Linked DNA regions of Homo sapiens: region 2 is linked to region 1. The links are chromatin contacts, found by Hi-C in ENCODE. All regions are on one chromosome and are shown on one strand. Each heading gives the region's core, a stretch centred on a gene start or an enhancer-like site at or near the end of the contact. The rest is flanking DNA. Distances are from core to core; before and after follow the strand shown. Region 1 holds the start of LINC02932 (long intergenic non-protein coding RNA 2932). Region 2 has its middle 250 kb from the start of LINC02932.

What was found. A loop is a pair of places that touch in the nucleus more often than their neighbours do. Pooled maps may share reads with other maps.
Region 2: a map of IMR-90 shows a loop between it and region 1 (2.1-fold over the local background). The contact joins the enhancer-like site here to the promoter of LINC02932 in region 1. A Hi-C loop is called at or near these places in 2 of 168 maps with a recorded cell type or tissue (IMR-90 and K562) and 1 of 50 pooled maps.

What each region holds. Positions count from the first base shown.
Region 1 is chr7:91,309,967-91,312,666 of GRCh38, reverse strand. LINC02932 (long intergenic non-protein coding RNA 2932) reads right to left here and starts at 1,342. Exons shown (of 7, transcript NR_183366.1): 1 at 1,281-1,342; 2 at 105-227.
Region 2 is chr7:91,564,467-91,567,166 of GRCh38, reverse strand. No RefSeq gene overlaps it. Among named protein-coding and RNA genes, the nearest start is that of LINC02932, 250 kb to the right of the region's middle. Within about 2 kb of position 1,331, at least 6 of the 41 ENCODE cell types and tissues checked have a DNase peak (open chromatin) inside an H3K27ac peak, as active enhancers do.

The DNA.
Region 1 (2,700 bases), core at 93-2,592:
TCTGAGGTTCAAATTCAGGTTCTATCATTTAATGGTATCTTGGGTAAGCTGCTCACTCTCTGAGCCTGTTTTCTCATTTTTATAATGGGACAACAAATACTCACCTTAAGGAATTGTTGTCAGGATTCGGTTGGAAGTTTGGCACATAGTAATCCATCAATAAGTATTAATCTTTAATCTTCTTAATCACATATTGTGTTTTGAATGTGTCCAACTCTCCTAAGACCCTAGACATTTTTGAAAAAAAATTTTGGTTTAGTGAGAACAGAATAGGATAAGAACCAAATGGAGCTAGCCCTAACACACATGCTGGCCAAGTGCTTGACAAAACACCACTTTGTTCAGTACAGCAGGTTATGTCAACTCTGAGGAAAAAAACTCAACATTCTGAATCAATCTGTTAACTTCAGTTCATTGATTTTACAGGATCTGTGGATTATTTTCTTTAAAGAAAGCAACCTTACTTACCATGTTGTACCATTCCTATATTTAAAACCCAAAAACTAAAAAACTCTCCACCTCTCCTCCCTAGAGTTAGGTGGCATTTTGATCTATTCAACCTTGGCAGAGTCCACCAGCATAGATGGTTCCCATTTCAACAACATTCTTGTGCATGTGACATGCAGTCAGTGCTTACCCGCAAACCACACTAGGGGATGAGCTAGGAAATCAAGAGGCAGACCAAGCAACTTGGTAAAGTAGAATGAGTGTGGAGAAAATAAAACAAGTGACAAACTGGGGAAAAATATTTGGCACACATCTAACAAGCAAAGGCTACAAAATTCTACTATAAGAATGCAAACATTTAAAAGAGACTACAAGTTAATCAGAAATGTCAAACAATCCAACAGAAGAATAAGCCCAGATACTTCTCTGCCAAGTTACAAAAGAAATTCGAAAGGTCAAAAACTTATGAAAAAAAGCTGAGTGTCATCAGTAACCTGGGAAATTCAAATGAAAGCAACAGTGGCTCACCAATTTTGACTATGAGATTTGAAAAAGTTAAACAGACTGATAACATCTAATGCTAAGATTTTTAAATGAGTATTCTCTAACATCAATTTTATTTATTTTCTATTACTGCGGTACCAAACTGACACAGATTTAGTGGCTTAAAACAACACAAATTTACTATCCTATAGTTTAGCAGATCAGACGTCCCACAGAATCTCACTGGGCTTAGATAAAGGTGTCAGACTGGGCTGTATCCCTTTCTGGAGACTCTAGAGGGAATCTATTTCCTTGCCTTTTCCACTTCCTTGCCTTTTCCATTTACTTGCCTTTCCCGTTTTCTTGCCTTCCAGAGGACGCCAGCATTCCTGGCCTCCATCATGCATCTTTAAAGCCAGCGATGTTGCAACCCTCTGATCATTCTCCTGTAGTCACCGCCCCCTTTCTGACCACAGCTGAGACAGATTCTTTGCTTTTAATGATTCATGTGATTAGATTGGGCCCAACTAGATACTCCAGGATAATTCCCCCATCTGAAGGTCCTTAACTTTAATCCCATCTGCAAATTCTCTGTGGCTGTGCAAGGTAACATAGTCACAGGCTCTCAGGATTAGGACATGGATATGTCTGGGAGGAGGCTTTATTCTGCCTATCACACTAACGGTTAGAGGATGGCCTGTTTGTAGGACAGTTTGGCAGTATACGCATTATCACTGACCCAGCAATTTGACACCTGAGTATCCCACAGAAACACTTGCACATGTGCATAAAAATGTACATTCAAAATGTTCATTGCAGCATCATTTGTGAAAGCAAGAGATTAAAACAAATCAAATATTCTTCGAAAAAGAATGGTTAAATAAGTTATGATATGACCATATTATGTTACAAGACCTCCACATTTTTAAAAAATATTTAAGTTTTATTTTAACTTTTAAGTTCGCGGATACAAGTGCAGGGGTACAAGTACATAGGTAAACTTGTGTCATGGGGGTTGGGTTTGTTGTACAGATGATTCTAACACCCAGGTATTAAGCCTAGTACCCATTAGTTATTTTTCCTGATTCTCTCCCTCCTCCCACCCTCCAGCTTCTTAAAGGCCTCAGTACATGACATATTGTTAAGTGAAAAAAAGAAAAGAAAAAAATAAGTTGAAGATAAACTATAATACGAATTTAAATTTATAGATTAAGAATTTAGAAAATGTCTGGAAAGATCTCCACCATTGGAGGGCTCTGAGAATTAGAATGGAATTGAGGATGAGGGATGGAGGGAACATGTGTGCGTGTGTGTGAATATATATACATGAATACAGTTATCTATACATAATACATTTTATATTTTTATATATAATATATTATAAATATATACTAGGTCATCTGTATATTTATATGTAATATATATTACATATAACATTTTCTACATATTATGTTTATATATTAAATATATTTATATATTATTTGTATATTATACACATTATATATTATCGGTACATTTATATGTTTATATTTATATATCTGTAATATTTGAATTTTTACAGAGGTATATTCACATGTTACTTGTATTTTTAAATATTAAGTTGTTTAAAAAACAAAGTGCACCAGACTGTAAGTCATGGGCACAGCTGTGTGACTTGGGCTACTCACTTTATCCTTCTGGGCTTTAGTTAAATAGTCTATAAAATAAGAAGTTAGACACAGGGATTCTAAATTCCATTTCAACTCCAGATTTTATGAATAGATGCAGCAA
Region 2 (2,700 bases), core at 82-2,581, 250 kb before region 1:
CCCGAGAATCTCTAAAGAAAGGAATCTGTATATGGGGATAGTTGGTGGTGTTTGCCAGGTGGACTCCTCTGCCGTTTTATTCTTAATTTAGCTTCTGTGAATCTCAAGACTAACTTCTCAAAGGTGATACAATAGTCATTCTTAATTTACTAAGTTTTTGTCTTGTCGTAAGAAACTTAAAATGTGTCAGTGGATGTTAAAATCTGGCCTTTCAGATTTACATCTGTTATTTTTCTTGGATTAAAAAAAAAAAGACAAGGAAAAAAAAACACCTCAATCTGAATTAATGAAGAAACATAATGCTTTTTGTGCCCTGGTGACTGAAGTTTCTACATTGTGTCAGAAAAGCCTCAATTAGAAGAAAGAAAGCAAGAAAGAAAGAAAAAAGAAGAAAGAAAAGAAAGGAGTTTTTCTAGACTTCTTTTCCCTCCTCACCACTAAGAGGGATACAAGATGAATATTAAGAAATCTTCCACCCAAATGCTGTCTGCATGCACATGTGTGCATGTCTGTGTTCTGCACGCTGCATGTGTGCCTTTCTCCTGGGTGCAGATGGCTACTCCAGGAGCAGCACATGTGGGCTGTGTATGTCTGAAAGTCAGCTCAGTTGTGCACATGGAAAGAAGAAAACAAGAGAGTGAGGTGGAAACCACACAAACCTAAATCAAAAGCAACTGTTCTACCATGAGGAAAGCAGGCGAACCTTGCTTTGTGCACACTGCACTCTTTCTTTGCCGCCCAGACTGATCTTTGAAATAAAATAAAGAAGCATGGCAAACTAACTGAAACATAGGTAGAAATAATATATTTGGGTTTCGGAAAAAAAAATATCCTGGCATAGCTTAAAAGGCACCCATTTCATAACAACACATGTGCAAAGAATTACAATAATTGCAGCGCACACATCAGGAACAGACAGAGTGAACAATGAATATTAAAAACACATTCCTAGAGCTGGCCCTGTGGCTTGGCAGCCGCGCACAGCATGGAGACCTGCGAGGGAGTCAAAGGAAGCCTCTTTGCTTTTCCAGAGCTGTCAGGGCTTGGCAGGAGCTGAGGTGGGAACCTTCGGTGTATGAGGAAAGTGGAAGGAGGAAGGTGGCGGTGACTATGCCCAGCGGTGTGACTCCTGTCTCCTCCTGGCAGAGCCTAGGGTGGCTTCAGGAGGGTTTCATAGAAGAAGTCAGTCTCAGCCGTTTGGTGCTCCAATTCAGAGCTGAAGCGGAGCCAGACTGAGAAGGAGGAGGGATGGGGATAGAAAAACAAACACCAGAGAACAAACAGACAGAAGGTAGTGCTGGGAACAGCCAGCCTGTGTCCTGCAGGAAAATCCCAAGTCCTCTCTCTCTCCCTCCAGGCCGCCTACAGCATGGTGTAGCATGAGGGCCTTCGCTGCTGCTGAGACATAGACTGGGAAAGTGTTTATCTCCATGAAATAAATACATTGATCTGCCTTTTTTCTTTCAATATTTGCTGTGCAGTGGGGGATGAATTCCTCTAGTGGTGTGCTCCAGAACCTTCAAAGGCACATTAACCAAACATTAAAGGTACGTAATGATCTTTTCAATGAATCCCTTCCATTGTCAGCAAAGACAAAGGCCCTTCTCTTAAGTACAGCTTTGGTTTTGAGTGTTCAGATTTTGCCTCTTGCCATTGGCAGGGAATTGACCCTGGAATCCTTGCATCTTTGGCAACAAGAGAGGTCAGAGGGTGGGAATCTCTAACTGGAGAGTTTGGTTCACATGCTGAGAGTTGAGGTCTTAGGATTCTTAAGCTGCCGGCCATGAACATCTAAGGAAGCATGGAGATAGAATTCAGGGAGCTCCATGAAGGTGGATGAAAAAAAGAGACATCTTTAATCTTTATTTTTGATAATCTCTGAAATTTAGCATTCTTTCTATCACAAATGTGGGAAACAAACTATAGTCATGTTAGTAATACTTATGACTTTGTCACTAATAAAAATTACAGATATTTTAATGCTATTTTGCTGTTTCAGATGTCTTCAAATTATTATTTCTATCCCTCACAGTTCTGGAATTATAGTAATTATTAAACCTGCTATAAGATCTTATTATTTTATGCATTAATGAAGAGGCAATTATCATAATAAAATACTTTGATAACTGTATTTTCATGTAATTGGTTTCCCTTGACATCATATTATGTACTGTATTTTATTCTTGTTAAAAAAGATGATTCTGAGAACGGGTCCACAGAGCACATGGCTACATTACCAGAAGGTTCCATGGCACACACAGCATTCTCTAGACAGAAAAGAGAATCCAGACTCAAAAGCAGTTGTGACACGCTGGACCCTTCACACAGAGGTCTCCACACATGGGGGAGAGAAGGGAAAGGCAAACATATGTCTCCAGACACAACACTGAGGATTTAACAAAGAAATTTTACTTATCTACTCCTTAGATATGCTCAACAAATGTTAGCATTTGCCAAGATGAACATTTGCATTTTCTCTTCAACAATTTTCAGCAGAGCTCCAAAATGATTACATTAAAAATAAAATAAAATAAATCCCTCCAACACCTCCCATGTCTCCAGATACTGGCCAGCAGTGTTTGCCATTGAATCACAATCAACAAGGTGGAAAAAGGCTGATGATGAACTGTTTTGCCAGTTTCTACACCAAGTGGAAGGACAGAGAACATCTATAAAAGGGATGGGGAGAGAATCAAATAA